Linked DNA regions of Homo sapiens: all the other regions are linked to region 1. The links are chromatin contacts, found by Hi-C or POLR2A ChIA-PET in ENCODE. All regions are on one chromosome and are shown on one strand. Each heading gives the region's core, a stretch centred on a gene start or an enhancer-like site at or near the end of the contact. The rest is flanking DNA. Distances are from core to core; before and after follow the strand shown.

Region 1 (2,665 bases), core at 92-2,591:
TACCCTGTTTACAATGGAAAGATTAGGTCAAAGGGCGTTCTTCTTACCCCAGAGCCCTTCCAAACTCATGCCAATAGGCATGCCACTGCCTCCTTATCAGAGGCAACTTCCAGCAGTACTCCCTTCCAAATCACAAATATCTACTTTACCAAATCGCTGCTTTTTTAAATTAAAAATTCTTAAGGATCATTTACATCAGTTCTTTCATGCTACAAATTCAGAAAGTTTACGTCCAGAGATTAGGAGTCACTCAAGGTCACACAGTGAGTTGGTGACAGGGTCAGTACTGTCTGCTGCTATTGCTACATTCCCGGCACCTTCTCCAAACCCGCGTCTCCCAGCACTAGCCCAGAAGGAACTTCTGCAGGACACGCCCCCCTCCCAACTCGGAGCCCTCTTTAGTAAACGGGCTGGGGCCCTAATCCAACGGCAAGCCCAGGCCCCCTTCACCTGAAGGTAGCCTGTGTGAATGGGATGTGTGTCAGTGTAATTCGAGTGGAGGTGGGTGGGGGGTGGTTCCGGGTCCAGGGCGGGAAACGCGGCTCTGGGAATTCCCGGGTGACACCTACTTAAGAAAAGCACCCGGGGAGATGCAGTGCTCTACCCTCCGTGGCTCCTCTAGGGGTGGGGGCGGGGGTGTGGTCTGGTTACAGCACTTAACGGGCCCTCCCCACCCCAAAACGGAGGCCAACTTTCCCCAGCGGCAACTAATGGGACTGTCTCGACCCATGAAGCCAGCTCCCAGCCCTAGGATTAGACCCGCGACCCCAGACCAGTCGCGTCCAGCTAAGTCCTGCGACTCCCCCAGCCCGCCCCCTGCCCCGCAGGAACACAGGACCGGCGCGCGGAGAGAGAGTGAGGGAGAGGGGCGCGGGAGGGAGGGAGGGGTCACTTCCGGTCGCAACAGCTCACCTCGTAGCGGAACATTCTTGGGGAGGGGGGCAGGGAGCGGGGAGGGGAGAGGGGGAGGGAGGGAAGAAGCGCTGACTCCCCGGCTCCTCCGCGCGCGGGTCCTCCACCGGCTCGCGACCCCTGGCCGCCGCCGTACGCCGGAGCGTGCGTGGGGACGTGCGCAGGCGCGCCTCAGGCAGGGCGGCCACCCCGCTCGGCGCCCGGCGGCGGCGGCTGCGCAGGGACAGATTTGGCGTCCCGCTTCCTAGTCTCAGCGGCGGGAAGGAGGTCCCGTGGCGAGAGACTGCGCACGCGCTGCCCGTCTTCGGCTGCCTGGTGATCTGGGCTTGTAGCTCCGCCCCCTCTTTCTCCGCGCCCTCTAGGCGCTCGGCTTGGAGCTCAGGGGCCGGTCACGAGTTCTCCGTCACCCGTGGGGCGGAGAAAACCCTTGTGATTGTCACAGGATATAGCTTTGAAGAATCCTGCGCTTAGCCTGGGCTGGGAAAGATGAGATTCCCGGGCAGTTTTTCCAACGTCCGACTCACTCCTCAGGCTGCTCGGGGGTCTCCCCGTTGCAATCTGCGCCTTGCGCAGGGAAAAAAGAATGGAAAGTTGCTGGTCTTCGAAAGGGGCGGACTTCGTCGCCACTTTCAGCGGCTCGTCGCCTGCTGAATCCACAGCAGGTCAGGGCTGTGATTTATGTGGCTCAAAGTGATGACGGCGCCCGTTTTTTTTTTTTTTTTTTTTGAAATGCTGAAGACAGGTTCCGGGAGGTTTAACTAGGGTGGTATTTTTAAGCGCCAGGCTCATTAGGCGCGAGGAGCTGCAGAGCCTCGAAGGGCCGCACGGCCGTGGGCCGCTGGCCACGCAGCAGCAGGGTCTTCGGGCCGTGGTGCGCCGCTGGGTGACTCCACTTCCTTAGAGGATCGAACCCACAGAGGAATGTGTCCAGCTTAGAAGCTTCGGCCCCCTGGTTCCAGAATTCTGTTGGGTGGTTTGTTACCTCTAGCACGCTCCATGCCCTTCTTGCCCCTTTCCTTTCAGACAAAACTTGCAGCACAAAGAATGAATTCTTTTGGGTTTCGCAATCCGTTTCTTCCCTGGGCGTCTTAAAATGCAGCCTCGTCTCGGAATGGCATACAGTAAATCCCCTAAATGTTAGTGTGTCTGGATCAGTTTGAGTATCGGAAACGCTGAATTTGTGAAGAAAAGTTCTGGGTGGGAGCTTGTGCTTTGCCACTGGCTAGGAAACTTTGGGCAACTTACCTAAACCTCTCTGAGCCTTAGTTTCTTGTAAAATGGGTATAATTACACCTGCCTCATGATGGTAACACTACTAACGATTGAAGGCTGCCTGGGACTCTGCTAGGCGCTTTATAAAATGGATTATCTCATTGAATCCTTCCTTATGTGCCCCCCATGAGGTAGGTACTGTTATTTTCTCAGTTTACAGTTGAGGAACCTGAGGATTAGCGACATTGTTTGCCTCCAACCACCCAATGGCAAGTGGTAAAGCTAGCAGCTGAGATTTGTCTGATTATTAAAAACCGAGTGTCTTAATCACTGTGCCAGAATAACAAAAGCAAATGTTGACATGGGCCAGGCCTGAACTTTAAAGAAGTGGAGCGTCGGGACAAGATGATTTATTGGTTTTCAAGCATGCATGGAACATTATAAAACATCAAATACTAAGTAACAGGCCAGGCGCGGTGGCTCACGCCTGTAATCCCAGCACTTTGGGAGGCCGAGGTGGGCGGATCACAAGGTCAAGGAG
Region 2 (2,665 bases), core at 115-2,614, 1.7 Mb after region 1:
CTCTACTCCAAACTCTTGCAGTGTTACTTTTATAATTTAGAACTACAAATAAATGAAGGGGTAGAAAATCAGTTTGTTGCTCTCCCTCCCCGATGGACTGGGGGACTTCAAGAATCTTGAGGACCAGATTTAGGATACAAGCCCTAAACCCTCATCTTACAAATCAAAAACACTGTGACACTGGGGCCCAAAACAAGAAAATGACTTAGCCAAGGTAAGTGGCCGAGCTGGTACAGGAATTCGGGTCCACTCCCTCTCAGCTCTGAGGATTCCTTATTCTCAAAGGTAGCTTCTGTTAAAGTCGGAACATGAGGAGTGAAGGGCTCAATATTCCTGCCAAGGAGGTAGGTGAACAAGTTACCCCTTAGCACCGGAATAATTATAGACCCCGACTTCAGGCTGTGCCTAGGTCCGGCTCAGGTGTCCAAAGAACCGTTCCAGGCACCCGAGGGGTGATCCCTGACTCCTCTGCTGGGTGCTCGTGCCAGCTAACAATGGGTGAAAATTGGGGTGAGGAGCTCCAGGTGCTTTCTGCGTCCTCTGAAGAGCTTTCGTGCCTTTATAACCACCGCGTTGGAAGGAAGAGCGCGGAGAAAGGTGCCCACTTTCTAAAAGAGAAAATTGAGGCCGAGCAAGGGGATCGCGACAGTGCGAAGCGAGATAGCAGCGGAACCAGCATTCGAACCCAGGTCCCTGAACTCCCAGCCCCGGGATCCTTCTCACCCCTAACCACAGTGGGACGAAGTGAGGCCGGGATCTCCGGAACCCGCCTCTCGCTACCAGGCGCCGGAGCTGCCGCTCCCGAGGTTCCTAGGAGATGCAGAAGACACTGCCCTGAATGCCTACAGCCGGCTGGCAATGCCGCCCCAGAGCAGAGCGGCGGGTGCCGCCTCGCCTTCTTATAGGCTCGCAGCACTTCCAGTCGCGCGCGAGGCCTCCTGGGAAGTGAAGTCCGGAGACCAGGGGTGGCCGGCTCCCAGCGCGCCAAGCTGCTAACCCCCTAACTCCCGTTCCTCCTCGGCGTTTCTTCTCCAAGTCCGAAGTCAGGGTCCAGGACTGCTGCGATGCATCAGCCCCGCCTCTCATCCCCCATCCAGAGGAGGCGGAAATGTTCAGGTGAACGCGAAGCCTCCCACTACGAGCCGGCCCTCAGCAAGGCCGTGCGCAGTGTGGGCGGGAGCCCTAAGTCAGCTAGCGGCGACGCTGGGAGGGCCCGGAGCAGGCCGGGCCCCGAACAGCGAAAGCTCCAACATGGCGGCCAGACTGGCCATAGAGCGGGAAGAGAAAGCCGGGGACTAGCAGGCCGCACGGCGCAGACGGGGCCCGCCTCCTCCATTTACTTCCGGAATTTAAAGCCGGCTTCCGGAAGCCGGGACGATGTCCGCATGACAACCGACGTTGGAGTTTGGAGGTGAGAGTGATTGACGAGGAGTGGGTTAAGTGACCAGAAGTCAGAATTTTTGGTGCTGTTGTTTTGGGCTTGGGTTTTATGCTTTGTTGTTGTTTGCCAAGGAAGCCTCGTTTTTAAGTGGATTGGGAAGCGTGAGGAATACTGCCCTAGGTACAAAGGGAAGGCGGCAGGTAGCGGTGGACGAATTAAAGAGCTTCATGAGCTTGTGAGTCTCCACTGCCCTAAACTGGAGGGGATCGTCGTACGTAGAGACAGGCATGGGCGTTTCTGCATAACGGATCCTCAAAACAGCCCTGGATGGTGGCCTATGAGTAGTGGTTAAGAGCACGGGTTTGGCGTCACAGTTATGAAGCCGGGTTCTGCTGACTTGAGACCTGGAGGAATGCCTTGAGCTCTGACTTCTGTGTCCTTTCCTGTAGAATAGGAATAATTCCCACCTTGCAGACTTGTAGGGAGGATTAAAGGAAACGATCTTGGTTGACAAGTTTATCGTGGTGTGAGTACCTAGGTAGTAGCTATCAGTGTTATTTAATGCGGCCGGGCGCAGTGGCTCACGCCTGTAATCCCAGCACTTTGGGAGGCCGAGGCGGGAGGATCACGAGGTCAGGAGATCGAGACCATCCTGGCTAACATGGTGAAACCCCGTCTCTACTAAAAATACAAAAAATTAGCCAGGCGTGGTGGCACGCACCTGTAGTCCCAGCTACTTGGGAGGCTGAGGCAGGAGAATCGCTTGAACCCGAGAGGCGGAGGTTGCAGTGAGCCAAGATCATGCCACTGCACTCCAGCCTGGCGACAGAGCGAGACACTCTCTCTCTCTCTAAAATTTAATGAATGAGGAAACCGCGAACATATGTCCAATAAGGTGGGACTTCACCAGCTGAGGTGGAGGAGGTGCCTTAACCTTCCGGAGCCTCTGTGTAAAATGGGGATAATATACATTGTAATGGCTACTTCTCAAGATGGTTGTAGGATTACGTAAGGTTAGAAATATGAAAAGAGCTTATAAATTGCAAAACATTTTACCGATGCTAATTTAATCGCTAACACTCCAGAGCATTTTGAAATTTCTTTATAGATTTGGCACAGCAGCGGGTCATAGGACACCCCCAGAGCAACTTGTGGGTCTTGGAATAGATGAAAAGAAACAACTGCCACTGTGTTGCAACCATAACCCTAAAGATAAAGCTTTCCAGGAGACCCCTGTTTCCTCTCTGCTTTTTCTGCCTAGGGCACTTCACACTTCTTTGCTGG
Region 3 (2,665 bases), core at 55-2,554, 1.5 Mb after region 1:
CAGCGGCCAGAAACTGCTCAGAAAGTCTACAATGAAAATGTTCTACTTAATGGAAATTACAAAGGCACGGAACCACATTTCCAAGATAATCTAGGTAAAAGGCTTTTCTGGGCACTATGACCGCAAAGAACAAAGACTCAGTTTAGCGTCCAGTATTTTCATTGCAACAGTCCCCGATCCCACCCGGAACTACAGAGTTCAGGTGTCTGCAGGGTTGCAGCTTTGGACAACAAAGTAAGAGTCTTTCTTTCCCCAGTTCCTCGGTCACCACCACCTCCAGCTCTAAGGCCAAAAGTCACAGAACTGAGAGTCTGGTGGCAGCATCTTGGTGCATTAGTAGGAAATGGGACTCCTGGAGCCAATAAAGAGGGTGGAAAAGGCCTTAGGCAGCAAGAGAACTGAGGTACCGCTGGAGCGAAGGGAAATGAGTGGGAAGTTTCTGGAGCTGAAGACTGACATTCCCAGGGTAAGTGAGCCCAGACAAGGTGTAGCTGGGAAAGCACTGCCTCAGCTCAGCGACTAAAACCCCAGGTTGTAGAGTCCACTCTGCCAGTAACTCACAAAACACCTCCAGTTAACTCCTTCTCCCATCCGTAAAGTGGGAAATCGCCTCATCGGCTGAGGAGGAAATGAAGAGGAACCAGGCATATAATGGGTATGTATACATCAGTGCCCTTTGCGCCCAGAGGGTCCCGGGGTAAGAAATGTTCAGTGATGCTGGGAGGTCCAAGTCTGAGTCCTGAACAAAGCCAAAGCTGAAACTCCCATCTCTCAATGCCCTGGAGAAAGGGCACAAGCCAGTAAGTCACAGAGCAAAGTCCCTCCAACCTCCCCTCTGCCACTCGTCTCCCGCGTGCCCTCTGGCAAGTCGGACCCTACTCTTAGGCCTCAGCTTCCCCATCTATACAATGGGCTAATTGGCTCTAATGTCATCAGAATTGTGACCGCAAGATGCTCACATATGGGACGAGGGCCTGCAGAGACGCAGAAAGGAGGGTGGCGGTGAGTGGTGGGGCGGAACTGGAGGTGCGACCCGCCGGGGAGCCGGGGCGGCGCCTCGCGCTCTCCCTCCCTCCCTCCCACCGCGAGGGGCAGGGGCGCCGGCCCCCGGCGAGAGTCACGCGCCCCTCGTGCCCAATCACCGGCCTCTGCCAGGATGAGGCGGGCAGGCGGGGGCGCTCCGGGAGCCACGGCCGGCGCCGCCCCCACCGTCGTCCTCTGCCCCGCCCGCCTGCGGCAGAGCCGGGACCCTCCCCAGTCTCCGCTCACCTGCCAGGGCCGCCGTCGCCGCCGCCACCGCGGGTTAAACCGCAGCCGCGCCCACACTTCCGGGGTCCGCCAGGCCCGCCCCCTACCGGATGTGACCCCCTTGCAACGTCCGGCGCCCCAGTGGCGCGCGTGCTCGCCCCGCGACCCCGTTGGCCGCCCCGCCTCGCGCGCCTCTGAGTTACCACGACATCGTGCCACACACACACGCTCGCGGCCGCCCGGGCCACAACCACGGGAGCGCCCACGAGACCCCTCCAGCGCTCGCCGCACGCCTCGGCCCCGCCCCCGGTAAGAGGCCCCGCCCACTGGGCGGAGACCAGGCCGCTCTGGGCTAGTGCGCCGGCGCGGACGTCCGCCGCCTTCCGAGTGGCCAGCGAGGACTCGCTCTGTACACAGCTCGATCTTGGGAGGCTTCTCAGAGGGACCCAAAAGGAGGGGGAAGCAGATGGAAGCCCAGAACCTAGGAGGAGCCCCAGATGGGCTGAGCTCAGACTGAGGAGCCCCAAGGCCACCACACACTCATTTCCATTTACTAGTTAATCTCTTTCCCCCACCCATTCATTCTACAGAATTACCAGTATTCCCCATCTCCTCCCTTCCCCCCTGGAAACAGGAGAGTCCAGCATAATAAGGAAGCCCCCTCTGCTCTAACCCTTAAAAAAAGGAATCTGAAGTGACCTGATGTTAACTAATCAGGTGTTTTTTTTTTTTTTTCTATTCTGTTCCCTTTCCCACCTATGAAACCCACTGCTCTGCTATTTCCCAGGGGAATTTGAGACCAAATAAGTCTATTTACAATGGTAACTGATGTCAATGTCTAAAGTTTCCAACCTCTCAAAATCAAGAGGTTGACCAAAAGGGGAGAAGTGTCCAGTTTAGCCTAAAGTTGTCTCCTGGCGTATCTTAAGTTTGTCCTAAAGGTTTCTCCGTACATAGTGAACTGGATCCTACTCATACCAATCACAGAGTTTCAGCCAATCACAGGCAGCCACCTGTTCAAACCTTGTTCCAATAAGGCAAATGTCAATCTGTCATTGGTAGGGAACCAAACTGGATCCCTTTGCCCTCAGAAAGCCAAACACCGAAGTATCAGGTTTTTGTAGAGGGAAAGATTTGTTGCAAGTCAACTGGGAAGGAGACATGCTCAAATCTGTCTCCCCAAGCCAGGGGCTGTGACAGGTGTTATAGGCAGAGGGTAATGAGCAGTGATCTGATTGAATCTTGCAATAAGCAATGATCTGACTGGATCTTGCCATGGGATGATGCCATGGCTCAATCTGATTAGATCATGGCTTATACCATGTATCTACTTCTTAATTCTGTTCCGGTTCTTTGGTCTGAGCATTTAGGTTGCGCCTGTGGTTGCATGCTTGGTTCTTCTGGGCACGCTCAGGTT
Region 4 (2,665 bases), core at 118-2,617, 1.3 Mb before region 1:
GCTTTTAGTATATTTTCTTTTTCTTTTCTTTTCTTTTTTTTTTCCTTTGAGATGGAGTCTCCCTCTGTCACACCCAGGCTGGAGTGCAGTGGCATGATCTCAGCTCCCTGCAACCTCCACCTCCCAGGTTCAAGCGATTCTCCTGCCTCAGCCTCCCGAGTAGCTGGGATTACAGGCACCTGCCACCACGCCCAGCTAATTTTTTGTATTTTTAATAGAGACAGGGTTTCACCATGTTGGCCAGGCTGGGCTTGAATTCCCGACCTCAGATGATCCACACTCCTTGGCCTCCCAAAGTGCTGGGATTACAGGGGTAAGCCACCACGCCCCACCATGTCTTTTCATTTTAGTTTGAAGTACCTCCTTTAGCATTTCTTATTAGACTGGTCTTGTGATGATGAACTCTCTCCCCTTTGGCATTCTGGAAAGGTCTTTAGCTGTTCTTCATTTCTGAAAGACAGTTTTTCTAGGTATCGTATTCTTAATTGGTAGTTTCTATTTCTTTTAGCACTTTGGAGATTTTATCCCCTTCCTCTGACCTGCAACATTTCTTCTGAAAAATCCATTGGTAGTCTAATGGAGGCTCACTTGTACTTCACTAATTACTTTTGTCTTGCTGCTTTCAAAATTCTCTCTTTGTCCTTGGCTTTTGACAATTTGATTATAATGTGTCTTTGGGTAATCCTGTTTGAGGTCCTTTGGGCTTCATAAATGTGGATATTCATTTTTTCCCCCAGATTTGGGAATTTGGGGCCATGATATATTTAAATAAATCTTTTGCTCTTTTCTCTATCTGTTGAGTCCTTGAAACTCCCATAACATGTATATCGTTTCAATTGATTTTGCATCCTAATTCCCTTAGGCTTCCTTCACTTTTTTATTCCTTGTTTTTTTCTCTGACTGTATAATTTCAAGTGAGTCGTCTATAAGTTTAATGATTCTTTCCTCTGCTTGATGAAGTCTTCTGTTTAATCCCTCTAATAAATTTTTCAGTTCAGTTATTTTTTTCTTCAGGTTTAGAATTTCTATGTGTTTCCTTTTTATCATTACTTTTTGTTATATTCTTATTTTGTTCCTGTATCATTTCCCTGATTTTCTTTTATCATCTGTGTTCTAATTCACTTAGCTCCTCTAAGATCATTATCTTTTTTGACAAGAAAGTTATAGATCTCCATTACATTAGGGTCAGTATTGTGTAAACAGGGCTAAGCACCCTTGTTGGGGTCCTTCAAGGATCACTTCTACACAGATCAAAAGCACTGAGAGAAACATAAAAACTTAAAATTTTATTATACTCACAGGTCTTAAAGAAGAGGCACAGTATTACCAGAGGGTCACATAATTCACCAAAAGCTGTGGGTTGAGCTTGGTTGTCAGGAAAACAGACAGAGGAGATGACTCATGGGTGAGCATTTTTATTGGGGGTAGTCATAGGTGGTGCAGCCATAGCATGAAGGCAGTATTTTTGTTGGTTAATTTAAATGTAACTAGGTCAAAACAGGGAAAGGAAGACATCAAATGGAAAGGTCATCATATGACTTATTGCCTGGCCACATATGTTGAGAGATGAGTGCTTGGTAGTGGACAATGACTAGGTAAAAGTTTAAAACAAGCAGAGAGAATGCAACTACTTTAGAGCCACTGAGGCAACAAAGAATAACCTTATATTACATTTCATTACTGGACATGTATTTCATTCCTTTGATTGTGTCATGGTTTCCTGATTCTTTGTGTTTCTTGTAGCTTTGCCTTGGTGTCTGTGTTTGAATAAAAAGTCCCCTTTCCCAGTCTTTACAAACTGGCTTTGGCAGCATGCTGAAAGACTAGAAGATTGAATATATGCCCCACTTTCTTCTCCCTCCGAGAGAAAATTTTAGACTGAGGCAATCTCTCAGTTGGTGCCGAGCTGTGACAACTTGAAAAAAGAGCTGATATGGTAAAGTGAAATTGCTCTTTTTACATGTTTCAATGTGACTGTTCTTAGTTTTGTACTTGTCTGGGGGTACTGCAACTATTTAACTAGATTCTGCACTTCCCGTAAAGTTATTTTGATCCACACATCATGGCAAATTGGTGTTTCTGTGGAAGACAAAGTTGGGCATTTCTACTCTGCCATCTTGCTGGCATCTCTACATCCTGACTTAAATTCTTTTTTGTATTTTCTATCTCTTTGCTCTCTGAACTGTATTTTGAACTATATTTCTCAATTTAACTTTGTCTAGTTTAATATTTATCCCCTCAATCAAAAATTGTATAAAACTGTTGTGAATGTATATTTTTTATGTTATCTTATTGGTTTTCTTTTCATATTTCACATTGCTATTTTTGTTTCATTTGTTTCCAACTCTTAAATGAGATTAGACTCCATCTAAAGTGCACAATCTTAACCATCTTTCCAAAATTCTGTGTCACATTAATTAACTTTTCTATGTATTACTTTCCTCATCTGTACAATTGAAAAAATAATATTTTTCTCCCTTTATAATAGATGAATAAAATAAAATAGATTATATAGAATACTTAGTGTAATGTTTGCTTCAGACTAAGTACTCATTCTCCTCCTAGATAGATTTGCACATATGCAAAGCTTTAGAACTTGTGATCACTTTATAATAAATATGTTCTACCATGTGCTCAGAATTAAAATATAAAGTTTTCCCAGCTC

Evidence for each region. A loop is a pair of places that touch in the nucleus more often than their neighbours do. ChIA-PET counts read pairs that join two places held with the same protein, here RNA polymerase II (POLR2A). Pooled maps may share reads with other maps.
Region 2: a loop to region 1 is called in a pooled map, with 10 times the contacts of the local background. The contact joins the promoter of TMEM138 here to the promoter of PATL1-DT in region 1. A Hi-C loop is called at or near these places in 5 of 50 pooled maps. POLR2A ChIA-PET finds 5 or more read pairs at or near these places in 2 of 52 experiments (OCI-LY7 and activated T-cell).
Region 3: a pooled map shows a loop between it and region 1 (31-fold over the local background). The contact joins the promoter of VPS37C here to the promoter of PATL1-DT in region 1. A Hi-C loop is called at or near these places in 1 of 37 single-sample maps with no recorded cell type and 8 of 50 pooled maps. POLR2A ChIA-PET finds 5 or more read pairs at or near these places in 1 of 52 experiments (Caco-2).
Region 4: POLR2A ChIA-PET joins it to region 1 with 15 read pairs in AG04450. The contact joins the enhancer-like site here to the promoter of PATL1-DT in region 1. POLR2A ChIA-PET finds 5 or more read pairs at or near these places in 2 of 52 experiments (AG04450 and WTC11).

Annotation. Positions count from the first base shown.
Region 1 is chr11:59,667,969-59,670,633 of GRCh38, forward strand. It overlaps PATL1-DT (PATL1 divergent transcript), which reads left to right and starts at 1,342. Exons shown (of 4, transcript NR_187296.1): 1 at 1,342-1,574. PATL1 (PAT1 homolog 1, processing body mRNA decay factor) reads right to left here and starts at 1,069. Exons shown (of 19, transcript NM_152716.3): 1 at 913-1,069. The coding sequence starts at 927. RefSeq lists a silencer at 799-1,148 and enhancers at 1,108-1,402, 1,329-1,618.
Region 2 is chr11:61,361,010-61,363,674 of GRCh38, forward strand. TMEM138 (transmembrane protein 138) reads left to right here and starts at 1,365. Exons shown (of 5, transcript NM_016464.5): 1 at 1,365-1,411. It overlaps CYB561A3 (cytochrome b561 family member A3), which reads right to left and starts at 873. Exons shown (of 7, transcript NM_153611.6): 1 at 724-873. RefSeq lists enhancers at 424-643, 762-1,483, 894-1,383.
Region 3 is chr11:61,160,122-61,162,786 of GRCh38, forward strand. VPS37C (VPS37C subunit of ESCRT-I) reads right to left here and starts at 1,305. Exons shown (of 5, transcript NM_017966.5): 1 at 1,270-1,305. RefSeq lists enhancers at 768-1,361, 1,362-1,954, 1,695-1,744, 1,755-1,894 and a silencer at 945-1,704.
Region 4 is chr11:58,333,489-58,336,153 of GRCh38, forward strand. No RefSeq gene overlaps it. Among named protein-coding and RNA genes, the nearest start is that of OR5B17, 24 kb to the right of the region's middle. Within about 2 kb of position 1,368, at least 3 of the 41 ENCODE cell types and tissues checked have a DNase peak (open chromatin) inside an H3K27ac peak, as active enhancers do.